Linked DNA regions of Mus musculus: region 2 is linked to region 1. Evidence: chromatin loops called from intact Hi-C (ENCODE). Cell type or tissue: heart. All regions are shown on one strand.

The links. Hi-C counts contacts between places; a loop is a spot of excess contacts. Peaks named below come from ENCODE experiments on the same cell type or tissue, not always from the same donor. Only the 100,000 strongest peaks of a DNase experiment are listed, where the experiment ranks them.
Region 2: it touches region 1 in a loop (7-fold over the local background); 24 of 42 quality-filtered maps call a loop at or near these places.

What each region holds. Positions count from the first base shown.
Region 1 is chr10:52,228,202-52,236,201 of GRCm38, forward strand. Dcbld1 (discoidin, CUB and LCCL domain containing 1) reads left to right here and starts at 5,418. Exons shown (of 11, transcript NM_025705.4): 1 at 5,418-5,634. The coding sequence starts at 5,550. In heart, CTCF peaks have their summits at 4,443 and 5,498; DNase peaks (open chromatin) are centred at 4,470, 5,320 and 5,950; H3K4me3 peaks cover 2,700 bases; H3K27ac peaks cover 1,388 bases.
Region 2 is chr10:52,327,051-52,335,050 of GRCm38, forward strand. No RefSeq gene overlaps it. Among named protein-coding and RNA genes, the nearest start is that of Gopc, 51 kb to the right of the region's middle. In heart, a CTCF peak has its summit at 4,174 (motif pointing left); no DNase peak of the experiment used is centred here.

The DNA of each region.
Region 1 (8,000 bases):
AGGTGAATAGTGTTTCCCTTAGAGAAACTTAGTTGGGTTATAATACCTTAGATTTAAAAAACAAAGTCAAAATGAAACCAGATATGGTGGTGCATCTTTTAATTCCAGCACTTGGGAGGCAGAGACCGGCAGGTAGATCTCTGAATTTGAGATCAGCCTGATCAACAGAGTAAGTCCCAGGACAGCCAGGGCTACAGAGAGAAACTCTGTCTAGGAGAACAACAGCAAAAAGTCAAAAGTCTGGAGAGAAGGGGTGATGGTTAAGAGCACATGCTGCTCTTACAGAAGACCCCAATTCAGAGCACATGAGCACATGAGCTCAGCGGTTAAGAGCACTGACTGTTCTTCTGAAGGCCCTGAGTTCAAATCCCAGCAACCACATGGCAACTCACAGCTATTGGAACTCCAGTTCCAGAGGATCTGACCACTCTTATGGCCATCCTTAGGCATCAGGCTTGCACACACTGTACATACATGTATACATGAACACAAAAGGCTCATACACAGAAAATAAAAATAAATAATCCAAAATCTTTTTTTTTAATCTAGGGGAGGGCTAGAGAGATGGCTCAGCGGTTAAGAGCACTGGCTGTGCTTCCAAAGGTCCTGAGTTCAATTCCCAGCAACCACATGGCAGCTCACAAACATCTGTAATGGGATCTGATGCTCTCTTCTGGTGTCTGAAGACAGCTACAGTGTTTTCATATAAATAAAATAAATCTTTAAAAAAAGCGAGATGAAATCTTTTTTTAAGATGAATAGAAATTTAAGATTTATTTATTTTATTATATGTAAGTACACTATAGCTGTCTTCAGACGCTCCAGCAGAGGATGACAGATCTCATTATGGATGGTTGTGAACCACCATGTGGTTGCTGGGATTTGAACTCAGGGCCTTCAGAAGAACAGTCAGTCCTCTTAACCACTGAGCCACCTCTCCAGCCCACTAGGTGAAATCTTAAGATTAAAACAGGCACATTCGCTTGATGTAAGAATTTGTGGCTTGATATATTAGTTTAGCAATGCTTCTTTGTGTCATTATATAGGAAAATATAATAGTTTTTATACATTTACATTTGGTAGCCCATCCTGCTGAGCTAAGTCTGGGTCATTCCTCCCTGTCCTGGCATGGTCAATGTTGAGATCAGATTATGCACTTAATACTCAAAGTTATTTCTATTGTATGAAAGAGGTTTATTTGTTTATTTGTTTTTGTTTTCAGCTATGCATTGCCTTGTGAGGTTCCGTTAAAAATAAAAATGCATTCAGAAGGATTTATTTTCATTTTCTGGCATGAGTTTGCCTTTGTGCATCTTAATTGCTGGGACTGCAAACATGTGTCACCTCGCCTAGCTTTGCCTGCTTTTTCTCAGAGGCATATCATCACTCTATAGCCCAGGCTGTCAGTGAAGTCCTACCTCATCTCCTAGAATGTTGGAGTCCCAAGCCTGTATCCTACTTATGGCTACTGTTTTTTCTCTTAGCTTGTGGGAGTTGGCTCTCCTTCCATTATGTGGGTTCCAGTAGTTCAACTTTGGTCCTGCCGCATCTTTACCTACTGACCTTTGTGGGGGTTTTTTGTAGAGAAATCTTTCTTCATGTTTGAGAAAAGGATGGTATAATGGAAGACCGTGGGTCCTCCCCGCCTCCAGATTCTCAATCTTTTCCTGTATCTGGCTGAGGATTTCAATATAGAAAGATAAAACTATTCCTATCAAAGTATCGACTGAGATGAAAGAGGTCACCAGGGCTCCCATGACTCAATGGATTCCTCAGTGGTCAACAATGCTCCTGGTCATCTTTGCTTGTCGTCGTTCATGGCTCTCAGAGCTAAACTTGCTAGAGGCAGCCAGGAGTTGTCCAAATTCACTTTCTTAGAAATGAACTTAAGAGAAGGACATTGGACAGAGGGACGGCTCAGCTGTCAAGCAAGACTAACCCGAGTTCAAGCCTAGGGTCCTGCAAAGTGGAAAGACAGAAGGAACTCTTACAAACATCCCTCTCTTCCACTCTCTTCCACGTGTGTGGACCCACACAGACACACACAACAGATAAAAATGTGATTTAAAAATTTTAATTAAAAGTCTGTTTTGGACTCCTCCATTGTTGGTGGGATTGCAAGCTTGTAACAATCACTCTGGAAATCAGTCTGGTGGTTCCTTAGAAAATTGGACATAGTACTACCAGAGGATCCTGCAATACCTCTCCTGGGCATATATCCAGAAAATGTTCCAACCGGTAAGAAAGACACATGATCCACTATGTTCATAGCAGCCTTATTTATAATAGCCAGAAGCTGGAAAGAACCCAGATGCCCCTCAACAGAGGAATGGATACAGAAAATGTGGTACATTTACACAATGGAGTACTACTCAGCTATTAAAAAGAATGAATTTATGAAATTCCTAGGCAAATGGTTGGACCTGGAGGGCATCATCCTGAGTGAGGTAACCTAATCACAAAAGAACTCAAATGATATGTTCTCACTGATAAGTGGATATTAGCCCAGAAACTTAGAATATCCAAGATATAAGATACAATTTTTGAAATACATGAAACTCAAGAAGGAAGACCAAAGTGTGGACACTTTGCCCCTTCTTAGAATTTGAAACAATCACCCATCGAAGGAGTTACAGAGACAAAGTTTGGAGCTGAGACAAAAGGATGGACCATCTAGAGACTGCCATATCCAGGAATCCATCCCATAATCAGCCTCCAACATTGACACCATTGCATACACTAGCAAGATTTTGCTGAAAGGACCCAGATATGGCTGTCTCTTGTGAGACTATGCCGGGGCCTAGCAAACACAGGAGTGGATGCTCACAGTCAGCTATGGATCACAGGGCCCCCAATGGAGGAGCTAGAGAATACCCAAGGAGCTAAAGGGAACTGCAACCCTATAGGTGGAACAACAATATGAACTAACCAGTACCCCGGAGCTCTTGTCTCTAGCTGCATATGTATCAAAAGATAGCCTAGTCGGCCATCACTGGAAAGAGAGGCCCATTGGTCATGCAAACTTTATATGCCCTAGTACAGGGGAACGCCAGGGCCAAAAAGTGGGAGTAGGTGGGTAGGGGAGTGAGGGGGAGGGTATGGGGGACTTTTGGGATATTGGGATAGCATTGGAAATGTAAATGAGGAAAATACCTAGTAAAAATATTTAAAAAGATAAAAAATGAACAAAAAAGAAAAAAAAAAAACCGTCGGTTTTGGTAGCCAAATTAATCTTAGCACCTGGAAAACAGAGGCAGGTGGATATCTGTAAGTTCCAGGGCAGCCAGAGCTGCATAGTTAGGTTCTGTCCCAAATAAAAAAATAAAAAATAAAAAAAATATTTTTTGAAAGAAAAGAAGGTGAAGCTAGCAAATGTTTCCTTATTGAGGTAAATTTTTACGGTGTGTATGAAGATACTCAGTATTTTCATAAAAGTATATTTACTTTTGATTTGAAGATAAGCCTACTGTTTAAGTACATCCTTTACACTCCCGATCTTTATATACTGTCTTAGTCAGGGTTTCTATTCCTGCACAAACATCATGACCAAGAAGCAAGTTGGGGGAGGAAAGGGTTTATTCGGCTTACACTTCCATACTGCTGTTCATCACTGAAAGAAGTCAGGACTGGAACTCAAGCAGGTCAGGAAGCAGGAGCTGATGCAGAGGCCATGGAGGGATGTTCTTTGCTGGCTTGCTTGTTTCTCCTGGCTTGCTCAGCCTGCTTTCTTATGGAAGCCAAGACTACCAGCCCAGAGATGGTCCCACCCACAAGGGGCCTTTCCCCCTTGATCACTAATTGAGAAGATGCCTTCCAGTTGGATCTCATGGAGGCATTTCCTCAACTGAAGCTCCTTTCTCTGTGATAACTCCAGCTGTGTCAAGTTGACACAAAACCAGCCAGGACATATACATATTTATTTCCTCTCTATGACAACTGGGGAAGAGTTAACATGAAGGCAAGCGAATGTGTCCCAGTCAGAGACTGGCTCTACACTCAGATCTAAGAAAGGCTCAGTTGGAAAGCTGTAAGTCTTTCCTCTGAGGTTGCCATAAAGGAAGGTGCAAAGTCCACTGCCAAATCACACTTGGAATCTCAAAAGTTAAAGTGTAAACCAGGCAGGATATGAAGGCCTGCCTGTATTCCCCTATCTCAGAGGTGGGGGAAGAAGGTTCAGGAGTTCCAAGGTCAGCCTCCGGCTACTTAGCAAACTACTCAATACCAGCCAGGAAGACAAGAGAAGCCCTCAGAACACAGACGATAAACCTCAATCTCAAAACAACAAAACATTTTTAAGGCAAAAAGTTATCCTACCTGTCAGCTTAGGCTTGGAGTTGGAGAAAATTCCAAAGGTCACTTGGCCTTGGAGGGTCTGATCTTCCTCAGCTGCCGAGACCACCCCACCCCGACGCACTCTAGATGTAATAATTCCCAGAGGCCACGAGGTGGTGTGTGAGTTAGAGCTAAGGTTGTGGCCACGCAGAGGAAAGTCACGGGGGGGACCTAAAGGTGACAGTCCTTAAAACGAGTATTAACCGTTTCTCTGTTCAATTTGACGACCAGGACTCCAATTGAACGACCCAGTAATGGGCTCTAAACTCCTCCGCGGTCCATCGAACCTAATCTCAAGACTTTCCCACCACCTCAGAGAGCGCCTCAAACATTGCTCAGTCTGAAGTTTTCCAGACTGCTCTGGGGACTCTGCAGTTTACATATCTCTTACTGGTCCTACTCTGCACGTCTTTTCCCACATCTGGCCAGGCACCCACCTGTCTACTGAGCTTCAGCTCCAACTGGCCCCTTCCCGCCCTTTAATCCTCTGAACAACCTGGGCACGAACTCAGCTCTCTGTCTTTTACTCTCGCTTTGCTCCCAGCTGCCTTTTCACCATCCAATTAGATCTCTCCAAATGTGCTCCAAATATACTGTCCATGTTACAGACTGCAGTTTGTAGTGAGCGATTATTTCTAAGCTCTGCAAATGCCGAGTGAATTTAAGCACCCAGCCGCGTAGAAAGTTGAGTTAAACAACGGAATGAATGAAGAGAGAGAGAGAGAGAGATGGAGAGAGAGAGAGAATGAATGAATGAATGAATGAATGGACTTGAACTGCCATCATCCCATCAGATTTCAGATGCCTTGCATAGCCTTGGCAGACCAGCTCTAGGGTAGAGCTGACAAACTGCCAGAGGGGCGGAGTCTCGGTGAACCCCCGGGCTCTGGCGAGCCTGCGTGCCAGGTGAATTTTTGATTTTCATTTTCTAGTGAATCCGGGCAGGTGGCGCGGGGGCGGGGTGGGGTGAGGGGGAAACTGGGCGCCCCCCTTGGGAGACCGGTGGTGCGGCTGATCACCCCGGGGAGGGGGCGGGGCGGGGCGGGGCAGGGCGGGGAGGACACGCCCTCTCGCGGGCGCGGGCCGCCCAGAGGGATCTGTGCCGTGTGCCCGCGCCGCGCCGGGCCGGGCCGCGAAGGAGGCTGCCCTAGGCGGGCAGCGGCAGTGTAGAGCCGGGCCGGGAGGCCGATCCTGCGGGTCTGGAGTCCGGCGGGACCATGGGGACCGGGGCTGGTGGGCCGAGTGTCCTGGCGCTGCTGTTCGCCGTGTGTGCTCCGCTCCGGTTGCAGGCGGAGGAGCTGGGTGAGTGGGGGACTCGGGGCTCCGGGAGGGCTGTGTTGTGGGCCTCGGGGGAGCCTGGCGAGAGGCGGGCGGTCTCCGCCAGGCGGGGGATGGATTGAAGTCAGAGGGTGCATTTCGGATCGCGCCCCGATACTCTTTCCTTCCCCCCCATAAACGAGCCCGGCAGCTTGGCGCCTGTTCCCCGGCTGCCTTCGCGGTGTCCCCGCCCGGCCGGCCACTTAGTTCCCAGATTTCCCGACCCTTCCCGGCGGGTGCGAGTGGCCTGGCCCCGGGTGCTCGCCCGGCGTTGCCCCGCCAGCTCCTAGTCTCTGCCTGCAAGAGGGGGTTCTTCTGCGAGGCTGCCCCGGAGCCGACTGCAAACAGGGCCCCCGTTGCCTCACGCGTGTCCGGTGGTGATCGGAGTTGGAACCTTGCGACTCTGGTCCCTCAAGGGTATTTGAGCGAGTCGACTGCGGCCCAGGCTGCTTTTCCTCGGTAGCTGATCTTTGGCTTCCAGCGCCACCGAATTTTCTCTCAGACCACCAGATTAAGGCAGGAAACTGGTTTCCCAGCCCTACATGGCCCTACTCCATTAATCTGCTTTAATTAGTTCTCCTTGGATAGGACGAGCCACCTTTCTGTGGGTTCTCCCCCCCACCCCCCACCCTTTTCGGGTTTTGTTCCTCTCCTCCTGCCTTTGCTCCTCTGTAACTGGGGTTAATTAATGGCAGTGAGTTTATGCAGAATACTTGAATACCGCCCCCGCCCCCGCTATGCTTTCTGGGGGAACAGAAATCGAAGCTAAACTCATCGCTGGATTTTTTTTTTTTCATTGAACAATGTATTCGTTCACCCAAACATTCAGCAAGTTGATAGCATTAAAAAAAAGTGAAGTTATTTTGTTTAGAGTTACGGTAACACAGTCTAACGTGTGTTAGAATTGCACTGTGTAAGGTTTTATGAATGCTTTATAAACATGCTGTTTTGTTTGAGTTTTGGCGGCGCTCGGGAACTTGTGCAAGGCAAGCCTTTCAACAACCAAACTATATTCCAGTCATTGGATGTCTTAATAACTGAAGACACTTTCTCAAGTCGATATTTGAAACTGTAACATTCTACATTTATTTGGTGTGGGTTTTAAAGAAAATTTAGTTTTAGTGATGTGTATTTGTGTGTGGGTTGAGATGTACACGTTGAGTGCAGATACCCACCGAGACCATAAGCAACTAGTCTCTTGGACCTGCAGCTACAGGCAGAAGTGAGCCTGAAAGAACAGTATGTGCTTTTAACCTCTGAGACATCCTTGCAACCCCATTTTACATATTTTTATTGAATTTCTTGTTATTATTAATATTTGCGGTTTGAGACACCACTCTTGAATTCATAGCAAACCTCTTCATGCTTCCCAAGTGCTGGGAGTGCCACTGTATCCAGCTCAGTTGGTTGTTTTGTTTCTGGCTTCTGCCTATTCTTAAAGGTTTTTTTTTTTTTTTTTACTTTGTTTTAGATTATGTTTTGGAATGTGGGTATGGGCATGTGAGTGCCCAGAAGCCCCCTGTGACTAGAATCAGTTGTGACCACCTGCTTTGGATGCTCAGAACTGAACTCCGGTCCTCTGCAGGAGCTATAGCGTCTCTTAACTGCCACAGCTCATTATTATTTTTTTTTCCTTTCTATATTCCTTCCTTGCTTTTTGTTTATTTGTTTGAGACAGGATCTTTTGCAGACTTCCTGCTTCAAACTCTCTGTTTAGCCTGGATGCCTGATGCTCTTTCCTCAGCCTCTGAAGATGGTATTGTAGTGGTGGAAAGGCGCTTGGCTTTGTAGTCTGTGAGTCCGCCTCACAGCAGGTCCACCACGTGAAAAGGCTAGCCTGGGCTAAGGGAGGACTTCAGAAGATGGTTGTTTAGATTCTTAGCCAGCTTCAGATTTTAGACCTTGTTGCCTTTGACTGATGGACGGTGCTGCCATTAGGTTTAGCGTGGAACATCCTATGTATTGGGGACTTTAAAATAAATGAGCACTCACTCACCACTAGCTGAGGCACTTTGGAAACAGAGGCAGGAGGATTGCCTCCAATTTAAGGCTAGTCTGGATTACATAAACAAGTATGGGAATTCACACACCCAAGGTAAAACTTAAGTTTGGGATATTTACCGAAAGAGTATTGTTAGGCTGATTTTCTTTAAACTCTCATTTTTTTATTGTCTGTGTACTGTGTGCATATGTGTGGAGATAAGAGGACAACTTGCAGGAATCCTTCCACCAAGTGGACTCTAGGGATCAAACTCAGGTCCACAAACCCCTCTGGCAGCAAACCCCTTTACATCTTATCTGCCCTGTTTTTTGTTTTTGAGGCAAGGTCTCACTCACTCTGTGCCCAGAAT
Region 2 (8,000 bases), 99 kb after region 1:
CTTGTATTAATTTAAGAGTTCTATAAAATCCTTATCAGGAATTGTGAAATTATCAATTGATCTATACAGCATTATTGCATGAGAGTACATCTTCATGTTGCTCAGCTGAAAATTTACCCAATAGGGTGGGCTGATGCCCAGGAATCATGAGGCTGTGTAATAGTGACAGGAAAGGCATATCAGCAGCAAGAAGCAATCCTGCTATGAAGTCACTGGTCATCTCACATCTCAGAGCTCACCCATTGTAAGCTGTGCAAAAACGTTGGGCCATCTCCAGAAAACTCATTTGCATGCCTTAGTCTTTCCTAGGTACCTTCTGACATCAATGTAATGAAAATTTTTAAAGAAGGCCTAAGCCTAAGGGCTGGAAAGACAGAGAACTCAGTAGGTAATGTGACTTTCCCTGTCCTCAGACACCATCGGATGATATGGTCAATGAGGGCAAAGGGAGCAGAGATGACAAACTGGGGTGGAGGGAGGGGCTGGGGATTGGAAGCCATGAGAATGATCACACCAGGACCAGCTGCAGAGAGACAGATGCACCTTACTTGAGGTGCTATAAGGCTGATATAATTTGTGAAACTGGGGGTAGGAACATTCAAGACGGGCAAAGGTCATTGGCTGAAGGATGAGAGTACCAAAATGCCTCATTAGCATGGGGAGACATTGCTCGAATCTCAGGTGCTAGCTGAATGAATGTGATCTTCCTTAGGGAGAGGCATCTGTGAGGGTTTTGAATTCCCCAGACAAGGTCAGAGAAGGAGACGCCCTGCCAATGAAGGGAGTCCTCCATATTGCACGGAACTCAGAGGCTATCCAGTCAATGGCAGACCTTGACCTTAATTAGCAGAGTTTTCCCACAGATAACAGCACTTACTGCTCTAGTGGGGAACCTGGACTCAATTTCTAGTACCCATATCGCAGTTCATAACTGTCTGTAACTCAAGTTCCAGGTATCTAATGCCCTATTCTGAACTCTCAGGACACCAGGCATGCACATGGTACATAGATATGCAGATGGGGTAAATAGTCACAGACATAATATTAAATAAGTAAATCTTTCTAAAAAAAATGGCCTACATTGGGCTGGAGAGAGAGCTTCGCAGTTAGAATACTTGAGACTTGATCAGAAACCTTTGTCTTGGCTTCATCTTTCTCTCCCCCTATCTACCCTCCTTCCCTGACTCTAGATGCACATTAGCATTACTTTAGTTTGCAGGGTGTAAACTTGACATAGGTCATCTGAGAGATGGGAACCTCAACTGAGAAAAGACCTTCAGAAGATCAGGCCGTGGAAAGCCTGTAGGGCATTTGGCGATTGATGTGGGAACCCTAGCTCATTGTGGGTGGTGCCACCCCTGAATTTATGGTCGTTGATTCTACAAGAAAGCAGGCTGCACAAGCCATGGGTAGCAAGCCAGTAAGCAGAACCCCTCCACGGCCTCTGTATCAGCTCTGTCTCCAGGTTCGGGCCCTGCTTGAATTACTGCCCCTGACTTCCTTCACTGATGGACTATGATGTGGAAGTGTAAGCCAAATAAACCCTTTCCTTTCCAGCATGTTTTTGCTCATGGTGTTTCATCACATCAGTAAACCTAACCAAGACAGGGGATTTTATTTGTTTGTTTCATTTTTCATCTTAAGGCCAAGTCTCATTATATAGGGTTGTTTCAAACTCATTATGCAGCCTAGGCTAACCTCAGACTCTCAGCAGTTCTCCTGACTTAGCTTCCAGGTACTGGGCTTTTAGGTTTGAGCAACCATGCCCGGCTGATGTAAGAGCACCAACTGCCCTTCCAGAGGTCCTGAGTTCAAATCCCAGCAACCACATGGTGGCTTACAACCACCTGTAATGAGATCTGACTCCCTCTTCTAGTGTGTCTGAAGACAGCTACAGTATACTTATGTATGTATAATAATAAATAAACCTTTGGGCTGGAGCAAGTAGGGTTGACTGGAGCAAGCAGAGGTCCTAAAAATCCAATTCCCGGCAACCACATGAAGGCTCACAACCATCTGTACAGCTACAGTGTACTCATATACATAAAATTAAATTTAAAAATCTTTTTCTTTTCTTTTTTTTTTTTTTTTTGGTTTTCTGAGACAGGGCTTCTCTGTGTAGCCCTGGCTGACCTGGAACTCACTCTCTAGACCTGGCTGAGCTCGAACTCAGAAATCTGCCTGCCTCTGCCTCCCAAGTGCTGGGATTAAGGTGTGTGCCACCATTGCCCAGCAATAAATCTTTTAAAAATGCCTAGGCCAATAGTGTGGCTTATTCTTCAACTAGCTCATAATTCAATTACCAGTTTATTCTATTCTAAGTGTGCCATATGTCTTATTACCTCTATTCAGAGTTCATGCAACTGTCTTCCTCAAAGTTCTGAGACAAATACCTTGATTTTATTTTTCAGAATTTTCTCTTTCTCCCAGATGTCTCACCTTCTACTTCTTGCTATGGCTCATTTGGGCATAGGTTTCTTTATTGACAGGTAACTGCTTTATACAGTGTATAAGAGATTCTCTTTATACTATGGCTGTTTAAAGCTGATTTTCTTTAGGGATTTGAAGAGAGCCCTGTGTGGCTCCAACTCACTAAACCCCAGGACTCCCTTACCTGGATCTGCAGTGTTGTCGCACAGACTTCCTACCTCAGATTATGCTAATGCTACAATTGTCAGATATGCACACTATAATGAACCATCAACAGAGTTCACACATGCACAGGCAACAGATTTCTTTCTTTCTTTCTTTCTTTCTTTCTTTCTTTCTTTCTTTCTTTCTTTCTTTCTTTCTTTCTTCCTTCCTTCCTTCCTTCCTTCCTTCCTTCCTTTCTTTCTTTCTTTCTTTCATTTTTTTTTACAATTTAAAAAAAAATTTTTTTATTATACATAAGTACACTGTAGCTGTCTTCAGACACACCAGAAGAGCGCGTCAGATCTCATTATGGGTAGTTGTGAGCCACCATGTAGTTGCTGAGAATTGAACTCAGGACCTTTGGAAGAGCAGTCAGTGCTCTTACCTGCTGAGCCATCTCGCCAGCCCCCAGAAAACAGATTACTCTTTTTTGTTTTGTTTTTTGTTTTTTGTTTTTTCGAGACAGGGATTCTCTGTGTAGCCCTGGCTGTCCTGGAACTCACTCTGTAGACCAGGCTGGCCTCAAACTCAGAAATCTGCCTGCCTCTGCCTCGTGAGTGCTGGGATTAAAGGTGTGTGCCACCACGCCCAGCTGACAACAGATTTCTTGATCCTCTCATCTCTGTCACCTTTTTTCACAGTTCAGACACCCTGATTTGTTCATCCCATAACTCTTCTAAGTCTATGGGCTGAAGAGATGGCTCAGTGATTAAGAGCACAGGCTGTTCTTCCAGAGGACCCAGGTTTAATTTTCAGCATCCACATGGTGGGTCACAACTGTTTGTAACTCCAATTCTGGGAGACCTGATGCCCTCTTCCAGCCAAAGGGAGTGCTCAATTTGTAGGTATGTGACTTCATGATGAATTCATGTGGTGATGGATATTGAGCCCCAGTTGACAACATGCCATTTGATCAGAGTTACACAGTGCATACTAAGCATGTTTTTTTTCTTTTGGGAGGTAGGGGTGGGGAGCTAGCCAGGGTCTCCTAGAGCCCAGGCTAGTTTCAAACTCCCTATGAAGCTGAGCATGGCCTTGAATTTCTGATCCTCGTTTCCAAGTCCTTCCTAATTCTGGGATTACAGACAAGCAGTACACTCATTCCTTTTGGTTTTGGTTTCATATAGGCCAGCTGGCAGGGAGTTCATTGTGTTTCTGAGGATGCTCTGGAATACCTGACCTTTCTGCCTCCATTTCATCCCCTTGTAGCTACTGATCACCATTAAAAAACATTAGAACTGTTTTAAACTTAGGCTCCATCAATCCATGTGCCATTCAGAAAAAAAAAAATGTAAAATATAGTAAAATGTAACATTGAAAGCCTAGATAGTTCCCTTTTCATTCTTCATGGCTTATGAAAGAATGAAGAGAGGGACCTGAGTTATGACTGACACTGTGAAACTCTGATCAAATGGCATAACTTCTCCAGTCTTGAATTTGTTCATCCTTAGAATGAATCTAGTTGTTTTACACTAGTTTTACAGACAAAAAGCCCTCCAATCTACTGGGTTAAATGCAGCTTTGGGGATCTCTCTCCCCCTACTGGCGCTTTCCCAAATTACACCTACCTTTCTAACCTTAAAATCAGTTTTAGTGTCTGTTTTATTTACCCAAGTTTCCTTGTTACAGACCATCCATCCATCCATCTCCCCCTTTTTTTTTTTTTAGAAAATACAGGTTTTTCTTTTATCAAATACAAAAACTAAAGCCTTTACTTAAAGTTTATATCAAGCCTTTGTTGTTCAAACCTTAATTTCTTTCCGTGTTGTGCTATGATTGCTAAATGTCTTCCTCTATTGTGCATTTCAGGTGTCTGTATGGGGTGGGATGTATGTGTGCACGTGCGCGCGTGTGTTGCCATGCTGTGAATGTTTTATGGTGGCTAGGGGATAGCCTTCAGAAGTTGAATGTCTTCATCTATTGTGCTTTCCAGGGATCAAACTCATGTCATCAAGCTTGAGGCGAGTGCTTTTACCCACTGAACTATCTTGGCCCCTCCCTTTATATACTCTAAGGCTATTTTAAGTAGGTGTATACAAGGTGTGATGGTTTGTGTAAGAATGGCCCTAATAGATAGGCTCATATTTGAGTATTTATTCCCCAGTAGGTACAACTGTTTGGGAAGGATTAGGAGGTGTGGCCTTGTCAGAAGTGTGAAACTAATGGCGGACTTTGAGGTTTCAAAAGCCCATTCATTCCCAGTTAGTTCTGTCATGCTTGTGGATCAGTGTATAAGCCTTAGCTACTGCTCTTAATGTCATGCTTGCTTGCTGCCATGCTCTCTGCCATGATGGGTGTGGCCTCAAACTAAAAATGTAAGCCCCCAAATAAACTCTTCTGTTAATTTCAAGTTGTCTTGGTCATGCATGATGTCTTTATCACAGGAACAGAAAGTAAGTCACAAGGTTATTATTTCAACTTTGTAGTAAACTGTAATAAAATAAAATAAAATAAAATAAAATACCTCTATTCTAAATGTTTTTGTCTTAATCTGTTTTGTATTAGCATATCATCTTTTGGGGAGCAAAATTATGTCCAGTGTTATCTTCCTTTTTTCCTCCTCTGGGTTTTGCATCTTTATGATTAAGTATGTGTCTCTTCAACATCCCTTTCCAAAGTCAGTCGATTCCCCCATCCCTGCAACTAGGAACTAGGAATCTTTTGTTTGTTTTGTTTTTCGAGACAGGGTTTCTCTGTGTAGCCATGGCTGTCCTGGAACTCACTTTGTAGACCAGGCTGGCCTCGAACTCAGAAATCCACCTGCTTCTGCCTCCCGAGTGCTGGGATTAAAGGTTTGCGCCACCATGCCGGGCTAGGATTCTTTTTTTTTTTTATACTCCTTGATCATATGCTCTCATCTTTGAAGTACCCCATTGGTTCTTGGCAGAATACACTAAATGTAACATTGGGTGGTGGGGGAAACTAAGTCTTACTCTCAAGGTTCAAAGGCTGGGCTGTCCTAGATTATGTAGCCCAGAACTTGTCCTCCCTCCTGCCTTCCAAGTGATGGGTTTATAGGAGCATGCCACCATGCCAGCTTAATCCTAACACTTCTTGTGTATTAGTATTCTCTTACACTGTGTATCTTTAGTTGAGCATTGCTAAGACTTAACCCTAGTTATATGCCTGCCAGCAGGGCAAGGGGGCTCCTACTGTTTCAGGATATAGGGTAGTAATAGCAATCTCTAAGTGTGAGGTTTTAATAGGAAAGGTGGACTACTTTTTAATGTCTTTTTAAATAATTTTTTAAAATGTGCATTGGTGTTTAGCCTGCATGTATGTCTGCAGGGATATGGGACCCACTGGATCTGGACTCACAGACAGGTGTGAACTGCCATATCGGTGCTGGGAATTGGTCCCAGATTCTCTGGAAAAGCAGCCAGAGTCCTTAACCACTGAGCCACCTCTCCAGTTCCCAAGGATGAGTTACTTTTTAAAAAATTTATTATTATTATTATTATTATTATTATTATTATTATTATTATTATTATTATTATCTTTTTGGTTTTTCAAGACAGGGTTTCTCTGTGTAGTCCTGGCTGTCCTGGAATTCACTCTGTAGACCAGGCTGGCCTCGAACTCAGAAATTCGCCTGCCTCTGCCTTGCAAGTGCTGGGATTAAAGGCGTGTGCAACCACGCCCAGCTTTATTTTTAATTAGATATTTTCTTTACTTACATTTTAAATGTTATCCCCTTTCCTAATTTCCCCTCTGAAAATCCCCTAACCCTTCCCCTGTCCCCCTGCTCCCCAACCCACCCACTCCTGCTCCCTGGCCCTGGCATTCCCCTATACTGGGGCACTGAACCTTCACAGGACCAAAAGCATCTCCTCCCATTGATGACTGACTACATCATCCTCTGTTACATATACAGCTGGACCCATGAGTCCCACCATGTGTACTCTTTGGTTGGTGGTTTAGTCCCGGGGAGCTCTGGGGGCTGGTTAGTTCATATTGTTGTTTCTCCTAGGGGGCTGCAAACCCCTTCAGCTCCTTGGGTCCTTTCTCTAGCTCCTTCATTGGGGACCCTGTGCTCAGTCCAGTAGATGGCTGTGAGCATCCACTTCTGTATCTGTCAGGCACTGGCAGAGCCTCTCAGAAAAAGACAGCTATTATCATGCTCCTGTCAGCAAGCTCTTATAGGCATCGACAATAGTGTCTGGGTTTGGTGGTTGTTTATGGGATGGATCCTCAGGTGGGGTGGTCTCTGGATGGTCATTCCTTCAGTCTCTGCTCTGAACTTTGTCTCTGTAATTCCTTCCATGGGTATTTTGTTCCACCTTCTAAGAAGGATCAAAGTATCCACACTTAGGTCTTCCTTCTTGAGTTTCATGTGTTTTGCAAATTGTATCTTGGTTATTCTAAGTTTCTGGGCTAATATCCACTTATCAGTGAGTGCATATCATGTGTGTTCTTTTGTGATTGGGTTACCTCACTTAGGATGATATCCTCCAGACCCATCCATTTGTCTAAGAATTTATTCATTGTTTTTAATAGCTGCGTAGTACTCCATTGTGTAAATGTACCATTTTCTGTATCCATTCCTCTGGGTTCTTTCCAGCTCCTGGCTATTATAAATAAGGCTGAGATGAACATAGTGGAACATGTGTCCTTATTACAAGTTGGAGCTTCTTCTAAGTATATGTCCAGGGGTTGTATTGCTGGATCTTCCAGTAGTTAGTAGTATGTTCAATTTTCTGAGGAACCGCCAGACTGATTTCCAGAGTGGTTGTACCAGCTTGCGATCCCACCAGCAATGGAGGAGTGTTCCTCATTTACTGGTTTTAAAGGAGGCATGGGCTACTTTCCAAGATTAAGCAATCCAGGAGGATCAGCAGTTACCATCCTCAGGGGCATCCAAAATATCTCCATGTCTTACATTTCCCCATTGGCTTTAGGAATAGATATTCTGTGAAAGCTCAACTGAATGCCCTGTCAGTCCTCTCATTGTAGGAGGGAGGCTTCCTCCGAACTCCTTCCCCTTCCTTGAGGTCTAGCTTTCCTGTTGAAGTATCAGATGTATCCTGATCATAGACTGTCCTTCATCAGCAGTTCACCAACACAACCTTATGTGATCAGCCACCTCTGCTGTTCTGACACTGTCATCATCATGTCTTCCTAACACCCAAATTGCTGAATGTCCCCGAGAATCCTTGTGGAACTTTCCCCAGTTAGACTACCCGAGGAGTCTCCAAGAACACCCCTCAAGATGACCCATTTGCAGAAGAGCCACGGGTCTGCGTACAAGATCTGCCTTGGACCTATGATTTGTCCCAGTGCTGCTGAACAGGCTTGTACCATTCCACACGCAAAGCACTATTCACTGGGGGAAGCTTGCCTGAGCCTATGACCACAGATAGGCTTAA